Linked DNA regions of Homo sapiens: region 2 is linked to region 1. A link is an interaction called in ENCODE POLR2A ChIA-PET data of the cell type or tissue named here. Cell type or tissue: A673. All regions are shown on one strand.

What was found. ChIA-PET counts read pairs that join two places held together with the same protein. Peaks named below come from ENCODE experiments on the same cell type or tissue, not always from the same donor. Only the 100,000 strongest peaks of a DNase experiment are listed, where the experiment ranks them.
Region 2: POLR2A ChIA-PET joins it to region 1 with 12 read pairs; 3 of 35 experiments call an interaction of 5 or more read pairs at or near these places.

What each region holds. Positions count from the first base shown.
Region 1 is chr1:90,402,331-90,410,330 of GRCh38, forward strand. No RefSeq gene overlaps it. Among named protein-coding and RNA genes, the nearest start is that of LINC02787, 140 kb to the right of the region's middle. RefSeq lists a silencer at 889-1,089. In A673, no CTCF peak of the experiment used is centred here; a DNase peak (open chromatin) is centred at 1,031.
Region 2 is chr1:90,291,987-90,299,986 of GRCh38, forward strand. It overlaps LOC107985088 (a long non-coding RNA gene), which reads right to left. Exons shown (of 6, transcript XR_001738146.3): 1 at 4,954-8,000. Among named protein-coding and RNA genes, the nearest start is that of LINC02787, 250 kb to the right of the region's middle. In A673, a CTCF peak has its summit at 3,751; DNase peaks (open chromatin) are centred at 155 and 3,765; H3K27ac peaks cover 1,333 bases.

The DNA.
Region 1 (8,000 bases):
CCAGATATATATCTCAATAATACCTCTAGGCACCAGAGATATAGCCATGAAAAGAGAGACAAGGTTTCGTTCTTCAGATAACTTGCACATGGTGAGGGAGACAGATATGTAATGTAATTTCAGCAATTAATAAGGGCTACGAAGAAATGCAAAACACGGCAAGGTAATGATGGCAGCAGGAGTACTATTTTACTTATTTTTAAGTTTTATTTTATTTTTAGTGGACACATAATAATTGGACATATTTATGGGACACAGTGTGATGTTTGAATATATTTATACATAGTGTAATGATCAAATCAGGGTAATTATCATATCCATCACCTCAAACACTTACAATTTCTTTGTGAAAAGATCATTCAAAATCCTCTCTTCTAGCTATCTTGAAATATATAATACAGGAATTAGACTCCCTCCCCTCCACCAGGAATTAGAGGTCTACCTCCCCGAGAAATGCATCCCTCAAGAACCTAGGACACTGTCAATCCATTTCAGTCACTTTTTTTCCCTGTAATGTGTCTTGCGTAGTGTTTACGAGCTTTTTCTTTCCTTTTTCTGCATTAGTAAAGCTAATAATAAATGCATAGAGCAATATTTTTAAAGGAGTGCTATTTTAGATAGAGTGGCCATGGTGGCACCTGGAAGGGAAGATATTTGAGCAGAGACCTGATGAAGTAAGAGAGCAAAATGATGCGAAGTTATGGCGGCAGGGCTTTCACAATGAAGTGAGCAAGTACAAAGGCCTGAAAGCAGGGTACTCCTGCATGTGTTTGAAAAACAGTGAGGACAGAGCAATGTCCCCTTTACACTAGGCAAAAGGGGCTCCTGCCTTTGGCCTCTGTTTTAAAAAGACTTGTAGATCACAAACATATACATACACAAATGGCAGGCACATGGGTGTCTATCATGCAGAAGCTGGCGATTTGCTCTGGTTACATCACAACCTGCAGTTTTAAACAGCTGCCCTCATGACTCACTCTCTCCAGGTTCCAGGGAATTGTCCATATGTCTTGACTTACATGCTCAAAACAAAAGGCAACTGTGTCTGAATGCCAGGGTTGGAGGTTCGCTGTGCTGACACACAGGTTTGGAATGCAGTGAGTGAGGTTTATAGACATGAAAGCACTTTAGCTTAAAAAAAAGACAAACTAATTAACTTGTCAAATCCTAAGAAAGCATAAATACAATTGATTTTTGCATAATGAAAATTGTTTCTCAGATTGTTGATGTTCTTGCTTCTCTTTCCATTCCATTTCCCAGCGCTAGCAGTGTTCACAAATTAGGGTGGTATTGGCAACAGTTACATATGGAAGCTGAGGAACATTTTACAATACTAAACAGTACATATTTATCTCAAGTTTGTCTGTATATAGGTCTGGATGTGATAGGTATGAAGTGCAATACTGAGACAACTAGATAAACACTAAGCTCTAGAATTGTGCATATTTTACATTATAAAAATATTAAAAATATTTAATTGAGTTTTCTTTTTTTAACTTTTAGGTTCAGGGGTACATCTGCAACTTTGTTATATAGGTAAACTGAGTGTCACAGAGGTTTGGTGTGTAAATTATTTTGTCACCCAGGTAATAAGTATAGTACCCAATAGATATTTTTTCTGATCATCTCTCTCCTCCCACCCTCCACCCTCAAGTAGGCCCCAGTGTCTATTGTTCCCCTCATAGTGTCCATGTATTCTCATTGTTTAGATCCCACTTAAAAGTGAGAACATGTGCTATTTGGTTTTCTGTCCCTTTGTTGGTTTGCCTAGGATAATGACCTCTAACTCCACCCATGTTGCTCCAAAGGACATGATCTCATTCCTTTGTATGGCTGCATAGTATTCCATGGTATATATGTACCACATTTTCTTTATCTAGTCTACCATAGATGGGCATTTAGGTTAATTCCATGTCTTCACTATTGTGCATAGTGCTGCAATGAACATATATAGGCATGTGTCTTTTCAGTCGAATGATTTGTATTCCTTTGGGTATATACCCAATAATACGGTTGCTGGGTTGAATGATAATTCTGTTTTAAGTTCTTTGAGAAATCACCACAGTACTTTCCGCAATGGCTGAATTAATTTACACAGCCACCAGCAGTGTATAAGTGTTCTCTTTTCTCCACTATCTCACTAGCATCTGTTATTTTTGAATTTTCAAAAGATTAAATAATATTTCAGCTTTCTTTTCTAATTTTATTTAAAATTTGGATAGTCAATTATAATTTGCATTTGCCTTTTAATTGTAATAAACAATATTGACTATTTTAGAAAAAACTAACCCTTGAAATATAGAAAAGTACTTTAATCCTTTAATTTTATTAAACACCTAGACATGTGCAATAATCATTAAATTCAGTTATCTGATATTTTGCAGCCCTTCAGTTACATAAAAACCAAAAATCATAGCTTCACATGTGCTTTTTCTGTTTTTGTTATTAGAAAGGTACATTTTCCTGAGTAGGAGAATAGAACATATTTAACAGTTTATTAGCTTAATTTATAATTTTTAGTATTTAGATATATGATTTTCAACTTTTACCTCTCGTCTGGGTCCCACAGATGTTATGGATGTCTGGGTCAATGAACCTGGAGACTTGTCTAGTTCATGTAGGGTCCTGTAGACCATGATAAGGAATTTGGATTTGATTCGAAGTTTAATGGTAATCAATGGATTGTTCTGAGCTGGGTACTGGCCAACTGGAAGCCCATTTCTATTTTGCAGGATCAGTGCAACTTTAATTAACTGGAAACCAAAAGATCAGATCAAGGATTTCTCCCCCTCCCATCACTCCTAACTAGAAAACTCTAGAACTGTCCTAGGGTTTCCAACACCATTTCAGACCACAAAGTCTAATTTAGTGAGTGGTCTGACTTACCCAACACATGATGGACAGCTGAAGTAAAAAAGAGATTTCCCTTAAGTAAGACATAATTTCCCCTTGGGTGGCCTTGACTTTCCGCATGCAAACAATGGATAAAATAGATTGATTTTCTAGGATGACCATATGCCATATTCAGACAGTATATTCTCTGCAGTCAGGCTGTCTGCTTTGAATCTTGGCTTCTCCACTCTCTAGAGCTATATGCCCTTGGAACAATTTACTTGACCTTTCTCTCTCCCTGTGTGTGCGGATGAGGGGTGTTAATGATAATATCTGCCTTATAAGATTGTTGTGAAGATTAAATGAAATAAACTACACAAAATTTACAACAGGACCTAGTGTATTTTAAGCACTTAAAATATTTTTTATGTATCATTATTTCTCATCTTCTTGGCTACCAATGAAAAAAATGAGAAAAGCCAGCTTTCAATTCTGTGAGTTTGGGTTTTTTAAATTAAGCAATTCATAAAGAAGTGAGCTTTCCAGAATTGGCACTATTCGGGCAGGGGACTGGATAATTATTTTTGTTGAGAATTGTAGACATAATTTCAGCCTAAGAGAGAAATTGAATTTCATGAGCTTTTTCTAACGTCAAGGTTTTATGCTTCTTACCATTAATTCAGCTTCCTGTGAGTGCCCCAGCCTTGCAGAGTTTATAATCTCATTGGAGAAATTAGAATGACTCACATAAAGCAGGTAACAATAAAGGAGAAAGTAGTCATGATGAAGGGCCCTGAGGGTAAATGGATAGTGGCGGGTCCAGGTAGGAAGCAGGCAGGAAGATTTCCTGGATCAGGTGGGATTTTTTTCAACACACAGCAGAGGTACACTGGTTGGGTAGAGAGGGAGGAGAATGATCCAAGAATGCTTACGTCGAGACCCCCAACTTGTCCCACTAAGACAGAGCTTCACATGCCTCCCTCACTACTGCTCATGCCCCACTCAGAACTGCTCTATCCTCCAGCTCTCATGGGAACAGAGGACTGGGTTCTGAGGAACCTCTGTGAACACTAGACAGACAGCAGAGGTGGGATGAATTGCCCTTCTCCATACTTCTGTACTGGGATTTGAACTGTTTCTCATTGCCCATATCCCAGTGAGCTGGCCCAGTTCCGTTATTGACACTGAGGCATGGAACCTTTCTACTAAGACTGTGGCCAAGGACCAGCAGCTCTGGCTTATTAGAAACAGAGCACTGGCAGCCTAAGACCTACTGAATTTAAATTTGCATTTTAACAAGAGCCCCAGGTGAGTTTTATGTGCCTTAAAGTGTGAGAAGTACTTTTAAAACAGTGGTTCTCAAATCTGGGAGAGCTGGGTGAGAGTCTACCTGGAGGAGCTAGATACCCAGGTCTCTCCCCATATCTGTTGAACCAGAATTTCTGAGATGGGGTCTTGGTATCTATATTTTTTAAATGTGTAATTTTAAAAATTGGGAGCAAATGTGTTCAATCAGGCTTGGAAACTATTACTTTAGGGGAAAATACAGGTATAGCCTAGACTCCTGAGGCTCACAGAATTACCAATTAGCATCAGATTGTACCAATTGTGAAAAAAAATGCTAAGCCCTAAACGAAGACCTGGAGAAGTCACCCTAGTTACCCTATGACCCTGGACAAGGCTCTTGATAGGACTTAGCAAGTTATTTTTCTCATCTGTAAAGTGGGGATATTAAAGTATCCACTTTGTGGAATTGTTAAATACACACACACACTCTCTCTCTCTCTCTGAAACACAGCTCTTTAATTCTTGCTAATGTTGAAAAACTGGACAGAGTCAACTTCTACCTGGAATGATCTTCTCCCAGACACCCACATGACTCTCCATGATACTCCTTCAGCTCTCTCCCCAAACATCATCTCGTCCTAGTCAGGCTTTCCATATCTACTCAACACAAGAAAGCAAAATGTGCCGCCACCATCATCATTGTTCTTTATCCTTTGCTCTGCTTCTTATTCTTCTTTATAGTGTTTATCCTTGCCTGACACTTTAGATATTTATTTGCTAATTGACTGTCTCCTCAACTAAAATTTAAGGTCCACAACATAGAGACTTGGTCTTTCTCTTCACTGTGACAACCCTATTGCTAGAATGGTGACAAGCATACAGTAGACATCAATAACTATTTATTGGGTACTTGAATTAATAAATAAAATTTGATACTAATATTCCTTGACTCCTTAAGTATTCCCAATTAAAAGGCAGTAGGTCTCTTCAATAACTCGCTCCTGTATCACCTTCTATGTGAAGCCTTCCCAACAGACTCTTCTTGCCTTAGAGAGAATCAATGCTCCCCTCCTTGTGCTTTATATATTCTTTCCTCTAATTACTCACTATCAAGATATCTTCCTCAACTTCTCTATAGACTATGAGCTCCTCAACAGCAAGGACCATTTCTAGTTCATCTTGGGGCCGCCGATTCTTGTGTTTATTGAATGAAAAATGAGTGAATTTTCCCATCACAAAAGATGAAACCATACTCATATGCAACAAGAGTCTTTCTGATTTCAGAGTTGTAGCTTAGGGGGAAAAGTGGGGGTGGGGGGGAATTTTTTTTTTTTTAAAGCAGATATTCTTAAACAGCTATTGGTTTCCATTCCTGAATTCAGTCTCCTATATCTCATCCCTCTATCAAGATAAAAATGCAAGCCCATTGCTTGAATCATGAAGAGTTATGCCAATAAGCTTAGACTAAGGCAGGGGAGACCAGATGCTGCCGAGATAATGTCAAGTCCAGAATTAAAGAGAAGCCAGTGGACGGTTCCTAAAGCAATATTGCAGCATCTCAGTTTCCAGTACCAGAGGCCCATTGCGTCAATCTTTCAGCATACCTACTGTTCAATCTGTTAGGAGAAGCATGCAAAGCACATTTATTTCCAAGTGCCCAAGCTACTATACTAAATAATACAGGAAAAAGGTGAAAGGAGATAGAGAATTTAATTGCTCTTTGCCTGCAAAGCTCTTCAGTGCTTGCAGGAAAGACTGTCTGTAAGGATCCCATCTTAGGTACTCTTGCAGGCTCAGGAAGACTGTTTTCCATAGGGATACCAGGATTTGGCAAGATGGTAGGTACAGTGTACCCTCACCTTCCGACATTCATGAGTGTCAATTCAAAGACTTATATGTCAACTGTTGGAAGGATTGATGAAAACCTGCTTATGCCATTCTAAAATTTGACTTTACTAAATCTTTTTGTTTAAAAAATACTATTGTCTTTCCTATCTTTTTAAAAGTTTGCTTTTAGTAATTGAAAAATTCCTTCACACCAGTTTCCTCAATTTTTTTCATGCAGTCAGTATTTACTGAGTACCTAGATGTTGGACACCGCTGTGGGCACCAAGTGGGACTTCTAAGTTGGGAAGTGGGGGGAGACATTCAAATGCAGGGAAGGAAAGATATGCCAATACAGCTGTAATAGGGAATTTAATACTGATAAAAATTAAAGAAAGAAATGCACATTGGTAATTGATTCCAAAACTGCACCCAATTTCTGTGCTTCTGTTATTTATATACTTGCCACATGGAAACATTTTCTATCTGGTCATCACTAAACATGTCCCATGTGCAAGCACAAAATAAGCCAGTCTCAAGTCTGAGTAGAGAGATATAGCCTCTGCCCCGATTGCTTAAGAATGATCTGATGAACATTCAGTTGCTGTTCCCTGTTTAATTAATTCTGATGGGCTATTGATGTACCACAACTGTTTGTCCTAATAATGAGCTCCAAAATTAGAATGACTGCAACTCACTTAGACAGCTGCCACAAAAAATAAGTATTTGAAAGTGCTCTTGGTCAAGGCAATGGGGTAGAAATGGCTGTAGTTCAGCATCAAATTCACATGATTATGTCACATGAGTTTTATTTTTTCTTTTCAAGCATAGTTAACATACCAGCAGTGATGACTGCAAGAACTGTTACTAGCTGTAGAGTTGAGACTGCTACTTCATATCAGTATAGCAAGGATAAGCATGTAGCCAGACGTGTGCTAATGTGGAGTCAATATAGCAACAGGCATTGAACAATTTAGGTCAGTTCCTTGCAATGTTTAATTAGACTAATATATCTGTTTGCAATTAATAGCAGATGTGACAAGCTAATGTGTCCATGCACAGACAAATTAACCTCTGCCCATCAGCTGCTAGGATCTGTGAGAAAGCTGCCATGTTTTGCTTCTATCCATCCAAGTCTAAATAAAATTGCAGAAGAATTATAAACATGAATATTAGTAGAAAATACGCTGCACATGAAGCACTGTCCATAGGAAACTATTTTTCAGGCAGGCTGTCAGATTTTAACAATCACAACAAGAATTAACATTTGTGTTACCCTTTACTTTGTAAAAATCATTGTAATAGACTTTACTTTTTAGAGCAGTTTTAGGTTTACCACAAAATTGAGCGGCAGGTAGAAAGACTTCCCACAGATCCCCTGTCCCCACACATACATAGCCTTTTCCATCAACATCCCCCACCAGAGTGGTACCTTTGCTATAATTGAACCTATATTGTTACATCATTATCACAGAAAGTCCATCATTTTCATTAGAGTTCATTCTTGGTGTTGCAGTTCTATGGGTTTGGACAAATGTAAAATGACATGTATTCACCATTATAGTATCATACATAGTAGTTTCACTGCCCTAAAATCCCCTGTGCTCCTCCTATTCTTCCCTCCTCCCCCCAGCCAATCCCTGGCAACCACTTATCTTTTTATTGTCTCCATACTTTTTCCTTTTACAGAATGTCATGTAGTTGGAATAATATGATATATAGCCTTTTTCCAGACTTGTTTCTTTTACTTAATAATATGCATTTAAGTTTCCTCCATGTCTTTTCATGACTTGCTAGTTCACTTCTTCTTAGCACTGAGTAATATTCCATTGCTGGACGTACCATAGCTTATTTATCCATTCACCTGCTAAAGGACATCTTGGTCATTCCCAAGTGTTGGCAATTATAAACAAATCTTCTATAAACACCTGTGTGCAGGTTTTTGTGCAGATATAAGTTTTCAACTCCTTTGGGTAAATACCAAAGAGTGTGACTATTAGATAGTATGGTAAGAATATGTTTAGTTTTGTAAGAAACCACCAAACTGGCTTTTGAAG
Region 2 (8,000 bases), 110 kb before region 1:
GAAGCCAGTTTGGCTAGAAGGAACACAGGCCTTGATCTGCATATTTGTTTCTTTCAAACGCCCATTGTGAAAGTACAATGATCAAAATATTTCAGTTCCCATGAGAATAAAGTGACAAACATTGTTTCCCTTCTCATCTAACATAAACTTGATTTAACAAGTCCACATCATGGGAAATTTAGGAGCCCTTTGTACACTGTCAATTAGATTGGCAAGTAACCGATTTATTCAGAGGAAGAGCTGGGCGTTAGTGAAGGACAGATCTAGGTTTAAATCCTGACTCTCTCACTTCCTTGCTGTGTGACTTTGGGCAAGTTGCTTATTGCATAAAATGTTAAAATGTGCATAATAATAGTACAATCTAGCTCACGCAGTTGTGAGAATTAAATGAGATAATTGATATAAAGTATTTAGTACAGCTGCCTAGCACAGATTAAAGTCTTCCATAAATGGTAGCAATGATCTTTCAAGAAATAATTCTTCATAATTTTAAGGAAAGGATCACGCTCATTATTTTCTTCCTTCCCAATCTTTCTAACATGGGCCCACATAAAATGTGTCCCCCTCTGTCAACATCCCTTCACACACACACACACACACATACACACACGCGCACGCACACACACACACTCTCTCTCTCTCTCACTCTCTTTCTCTCAGATGAGGAACCAAGCTCAGGGGGAGGTCTTGGGATTAGTTCTGATTGGTTCTGATTGGGTCACATGCCCATCACTGAACCAGTGGAATGCTGCATGCTAATTGGCTAGTTCTGGGTCAAATGCCCACCTCTGAGGACAGAGGAAGAATCAGTTTGTTTAATTGATCCACGTGGATAGGCTAAGCTCAGGCAGAACTTCCAGCAAAACTTGAGTGCTGTTTTTAGAAAAAAATAGATGGAATAGATTTGAAATGAACAAAAACATTATATCTCCACTCAGGCATTTCTCTTTCCTGGGCAATTGACTGGAGGTTGCATGGGGTAAACTGATCCAGACTGCAATGATTTATTGAAAAATGCCATGCCTATTCAAATTGACAAAAATTTATAAAACTTGACTAGATCCAAAAGCCTCCACTCCAGTGAAAGGGTAATGCAATGTATTATTAATACATATTAATAATTAATACCTACTCTTAGGGATACCCTGCTCTTCACTTAGCAGAAGATGTTAGATGATAGGCGAGCAATTGATCAAAAGGTCAGAGGATCACAGGCATTTCTGTGATGTAGCAAGCACTGAGAATAGCTGTGAATATCCCAGGAATTTTCTGTAGGTATCAATAAAGCAAGATTTTGTTTCCTGAACACTGACCTGAGTTCTAGTTTGGTGAACTTTGTATTTTTTATTCACATTTAGCTTCCAGTATTTTCAAACAGGGGTTAATTCAAGGAGAAGACCCAAAGGATAAGGAGGGGAGACATCTTTTTTTTTTTAACCACATACTTTGTGATATGCATGTAATACAGATGTAGGGGTTTAAAGAATGCTGATAAATGTAACATTTTATTAATTTATGAAGCCTAGGGAAGAACATGTAAAGAGATCAGGATCTGATTTCAGATTTTACTTGCTCTTAAATAGATATCCCAGGGAAATTCAGATAAATTAAGACTCAAACGAAACCAACAAGAACATCATCAGATGACATGCCAGGCACTGTGCCCAGAGCCTTCTCAAGCAGGGTCTCCTTAAATCCTCCTGAGGATTCTTGGAGAAGGGCAATATTCTCCCCTTCCACAGATGAGGAAATTGAGGTCAGAAAGATCAAGATCACAAAAATACTCAATGGTGGAGCTGGTAAATGAATGAAAGTCTTCTAACGCCAACTCTATCCCTCTCTTTCCAGGATAAAATGTACCTTCAACTTAGCTGGTTCATCCAAATACTATAGATAGAATTTTGTTTTGTTTTTCAATTTCTAAAAGACACAACCATGGCTTTACTTAATTGGAACAAAAATTCTGAGAACTAAACATTCTCTTTCCCAGGAAGGCGGGCTGCAAAGGCACAGAGACTGTAGAATCTGGAAAATGTCAACTTCTCTGAGAATCAGGGTTAATGACCAAGGCTCACCACTCAGAACCAAGTATTTTGACTTCTGTGCAGTGCTCCAGGAGAACAAATTAGAAGTTAAGCTAGGGGGAACTGATAAACCAGTGGGCTTTGAGTCACAAGGACCTAGATTTGAAGATCGGTGTAAATAATTATAACTGGAATAACTTTGGATAATTTACCCAACCTCATTGAGCCTCATTTGTGAAATAAAAATAATTATTTCATTTTATTATTATTATTGTGAGAATTAACCATGGTAATACATATAAGGCATTTAGCACCAGGCCTGGCCCATGGTAAGTACATCATAAACGATAGAGATTTTATAGTGTTAAGATTATTAGTATTTCTTAAGATTGATTAGAAGTAAACCTCTTTTGTGGGAGGGGGGAAATGTATTAATTTGTTTCACAGGAACATGATATGCTAAGTTAGTGAATTTATGTGAGGCAGTGGGTGTGACAGACAACGCAATGAGTGGGAGACACGAGTGTGTTTGCCTTTTTGGGACCTCAGGAGTGAGGTGGGTCAAGGGCAAAGCTGATCCAAAAGGAAGCTGTGCCAGATACATGGAGTGGTGAAGGTAATGAAACTCCTTATGTCAATGAAATTACAACAAAGAATGCCTTTTGTAAATGCAGCAAACAAAAATTAAGGGTGGGAAAACACGTGGTTTTTAATGTCCAATTTAGGGGATGGTTAGGTCCAATTTAGGGGAGGATGTAAAGAAGAATTTAGTTTATGCAGCAGGTGAAGAATAGAATTACGGGAATAATAATCTTGAATTATTTAGATCAATTTACTGAGCCCATAATCTCAGGAATTTCTGACATTGTAGTAAAAGTAAATGAGGTGTCTGTAGATCCACATGGCTTAACCTGTGTGGCCACTGCTTGTGATCACCTCTGTATGAAAGAACGCTGATTTGAGGTGGCTCTAATGCATTAACCACATCAATTGCTTCCTGCTCCTTGTTGTCACCAAGGTGGGCCACACTCACCTAAAAATTAGGGCAGGCAGAAGGGGGAACCACTAAGCATTTGCATTAGTTTCCAGGTTCCCTTGTCAGTTTTAACCCCTGCAATAGTAATCTTTTGGCGAAGGAACACACAACCCTGCCATTGTGGGGGAGTAAGGATCCCAAGGGTTTGGGGAGAAGTTTTTCTGTCTTATCTGAGAATGGAGTCATGTTGCCTTTGGATCTCAAGACCTCAGGGAGATAGGGAGCTCCAAGTCCTGAGAAGGAGGAATGGTACCTGGTACCTTGAATATGAGGCACACACTAAAAGGTAAGAAGGAGAAATAGAAAGAAAGAATGAAAGAAAGAAAGGAAGGAAGGAAAGAAGGAAGGAAGAAAGAAAGAAAGAAAGAAGGAAAGAAAGAAAGAGCAAGTGAGAGAGAGAAAGGAAGGAAGGAAGGAAGTTGCTTGGCTTTAGACCTGAGTATTTCAGCTGTAGAAAGAGCAATTTTGCTGACTGGTGAGGTGGGGGTGGGGGAATGTATCTATTTCCTGATAATGTCTTCTGTGCTGAAAGTGCCCTGGATAGCAAGAAGGGGCACTGGGCCAGGAGAAACCACCAGAAAGAGGGCAACCCTCCAGTGCAAGAGGGTGAAGCAGCCTGTTCTTGAGTAGTGTGGACAGAACTGAAGGCATCTTTGTCATGGACTGTAGTGCTCCTTGTGGATGCTGAGGGACTCTGGAGCCCCGTGGGATTTTGCTTTACTGGGCTTCTTGCCCTGCTGCAAACACATCCTTTCATAGTTCTTTCTTGTGACTGCAGGAGATTGTGCTCCAGCATCAAAATGAGAAGCAAAAGATCATGGATCCAGGCCAGGGTTTCCCACTAATTAGCCATGCCCCGTCCCTAAGTCACTTGGCATCTAGGCCTCAGTTTCCTCATCTAGTAAATGAGAGTTAAATAAGATTATTTCATATATCAACTAAATCCCAAACAGGATTTTTCAATATCTTTTGTCCACTGTCTTCCCCCATCAATTCTTTCCAAAAAACATGCCCTTGTTGAGAAGTCTGAGACCTTGAACCCCAAATGCCTAGTGTGGTGAATGGCACACAGTAGGTGCTCAAGAAATACTTATAGAATGAATGTTTCTTTGGAAAGTCTCTGTTGAATGGATGCTGCTTTCTATTATTTCTTCCCAGAGAAAAGAGGCTAAAATCTATGGCAATATAAGAGGGGAAAATCATTCTAATAGTTGATGACACAGAATACATTAAAGCAATGCTCAGTCACCATACATTAAGTCTTTTTAACATGGCTTTTAAACAGCTTTTCTTATTAGCCAAATGAAATACAGTAATCCTTTAACTCTCCTGTGTCAGATTATCAGCTATTTCAAGTAAGTGTTAACATTTCTGTCACTGGCAAAAGTGAATTATGTTTTCCTTCCCAAGCTTGCATCAACATGCCCAACAAGCGGGCTGCACGCGCCTCTCTAATGGGACAGTGTGAGGTGCCACTGCGGTGATTATGAAGCAGCTCGACATCTGGAGGTGGGGGCATGTCAGCCCCACCCTGCAGCCTGAGCAGGGCCAGGCAACCTTTGCAAGATGAGTGAATGAATGAATTGGGATGTCATCCTGGGTGAATAACATAACTCCTATAACTGCTCTGGTTTTGTTCTATAAATAGCCTGAACAGAAAATTCTAGATGCTGTTATTCCTTGTGAATTTCTGTGTCAGGGTTGATGACAATACAGAGGATACCAGCTACTTTATGGTCAAACACCCATTCTTTAGAAATCTGGAAAATCTGTCCACCAGGAAAATTCAGTTGGGTGATACAAAGTTCTTATTTTGCAAACCAGTTGATCATGGTGTATCAGAGAAAGATCATATTTAAGAGACAAACTGCAATAGAAATTCAAATTTCTTACCAGGTGAATGTGATCAGGCCCTGGAGCCCATTTCTTGTTGCCTCTTCCACCTCCTCTTGGCTGTTCAGCGAGCCATGTTGCTGCACCACATCATGTCTTTTCACCGCCCTTCCTGCTGATGGGAACAACTACCCATCTTGTCTACCTGGAGAAACCTCACCCATCCACCAGAATGATGCTTTTCTTTTTTCCCTAGTGTTTTGCACCTACCTCTATTGGCACTTCTACATCTCATTCTAATTATATGTATATAATCTTGTCTCTTCCATTGAATGATGAATTTCTTGAGGTCAGAAACTATATTTTATTTTGAATTTCAAATGCTCTGGCATATATTAGAAGCCAAATAAATGATTGTTGAGATCAATAACTACTACTTAGAGTATCTCAGTTATTCACACTGAAACACTGGAAAGTAAATATTATTACTTTCATTTTAAAGACAGAATATAGGATCACAGATTTTTAGATAACTTGCCCAAAGTAATAAACTAGCGATAGAATATCTTAGATTGAAAATCAAGTGTGCAATGCCCATTTTAAATTAAATATAAGAACATTTAACATGTGTGCAGAATCACTAAAACTTCACAGATTGTATTTGTTAGTTCATGCATACATATATATTTTGTTCTAACCAGAACAGTGGAAACCTAGCACTGAATTAGGTCAACTGTTTTATCTTCTTTCACTTCTTAATATGAGCACATTTTATTAGTGCTTTCTACCTTTGGCTTACTAATGAGTAAGGAAGGGCTGAAAGGAAAATAGGTTGTCCCATCTTTTCCTGTCCTTCCATGTCATTATTTCAGTGTAAGTGGCTGGCTAATACAGGGAAGTGAGAAAGGATCTGGAAAACTCCTGCGGTGAGAGAATTCACTTTTGAGGAAATGAAGACCTTAAGGGGGAAAATAGAATGAAGACAAAGGTCAGAAATATTCATATAAAATCTCCTATAAATATATTTCTAAAAGGAAAATTTAACTGCAGAAATAAACACCAAATATAGTCAGTTGGTGACTTTTCTCACACTAAATTAGTAATAATACATGTACATTTATTTCCCTTGCCATGTTTAGCTTAATTGAAACTTTTCAAGATAGCTCTCCTGAAAACTGGTGGTTGCCAATTTGTTGTACTCCAATATGCATGCTAATAAGCATGTTTAAAGGTAGAGATAAATATTAATTAAAGGTAATATGCATGCTAACAAGAATTTTTATGTGTCTTTCTCATCCTCCAACCAAATGTTTCATGCTTTTTTGATTTTATGGCTGGAGCTCCTCTTCTTTGATGCTCCTTCCAGTCTTTTCAGTGGAGTCAGAAGCAGAGACTTGACTGCCTGAGATGGGAAAGGCATTGGAGACCCTCAATTGTTCTCTGCCGAGGAAGTATTTAGTGCTCTTCTCTCCCGAAACGCCCCTGGAAATAGATTGCTTAGGTCTGCAAATGTTAACTTCTCGCCTAGGCTCCTGTTGCGGCTTTGCCCTCCTCAACACGTTGTGGCTCCCTCCTCAGAGAAAGGCACAGTTCTAAGGTTGGAATGATTTCCCTTCATCTTCCCTTATCTTTCCCAAGGCCACAGTGCAAAATCTTCTCCTTTTTTTGCCATCTGTTTTACCTCCCCTTTCTATTCCCAAACCCCAGTTTCTCTTTTTAAAATTACTCCCAACAGGACTAGCTTGCCATTCATATGTACTGGAAACAAGTTGCTAAAAAGGTTTATATAAGTAAATTTGTGTACAATTGAATTTTTCTTAAGGGAAATTTGCAATTACTCTATGTTACTTCTTTGTGTGGAAAGAGCATGGGTTTGGATTAGTTAGATTAAAATTCAAATTTTAGCTTTTCTCCCTTGGTAGCAAAATGACTGACCTTGGGAAGGTGTGCACAACCTCTCTGAGCCTTAAATTTCTCAACTCCCCTGAATGAAAATAATGATGTCTACCTTGCAAACACCAGGACATGCTGTTGAATTCAAAAGTCAGATAACAAAATGCATAAGAAGTAAGATGCCACTATGTAAACTTATATATGCGTGAGTGTAGAGGAAGAGATGGGTATGCAAGAATCGTCAACAAAATGCTGATGGTGGCTGGTTTTGGGAGACATTTGCTTTTTCCCTTTTTTCTTTCTGTAATGTTTGAATTTTGGGCTAATTACTGTATTAACAGGGAATGAGAAACATGTTTCAGTATTAAATAACAAAGTTGTTGTAACTTTAAAAAAGAAAAGAAAAGAAACACGCATTACCTGATATAAATAAGTAAAATGTATTAAATCTCTGCTAAACATATGTTGTTGTTCTATGTTCTTTATACCCATTGTTTGATTTACTCCTCACAGCAGGCTTGGAGTTACTCTTATCCTAGCATGATGCCTCATGCATAGTAGGTACATGGGAAATGCTGGTTTTCCTTCTTCTATGCTATATGATTAGTTGGGTTTCATTCTTATTATATTCATATCACTAGACACAGAAACAATAGATGATATGTTTTTAGTGCTTTTGGGTACTGAATATTCCATTAAACATGGGGAGAGTGATGAAAAGTTCCAGGCAAGTATTTCATATACAATTTAAGGGAAAGGGGCTTCTCTACCTTAATATACATCTCAACGCTGGTTTCTCTCTAAAAATTTAGTTAGCTCTCTATTTTTCTAGTGGCTGCTCTAGCCAATGGTGTAACAAGGACAAAATAGGAGATTTTCTTAAAACTGATGCACATTATCAATTGTTATCTTTTGACATATAAAAAGTAACTACGTTGTTTTCTTTTTAAAAGAAACATACAGTGGCAAATACTTAAAATGTGACCACATAGATTGGAAACACAAAAATTATCTACTTTCTCCTAAAATGTGTATTTTGCACCCTTCCTAGCATTAACTACCCAATTTCCAGACCCACAGATCAATAATTATTCATGGCTGAGACCCATCAGCGGTTAGTAAGTGCTCTGTGCAATTTTCAGGTCACTTTTGTAGTTTGAAATTTTCCATCTGTCACATGGAAATCCTTTTCTATACAGCATAAGTGAACACTT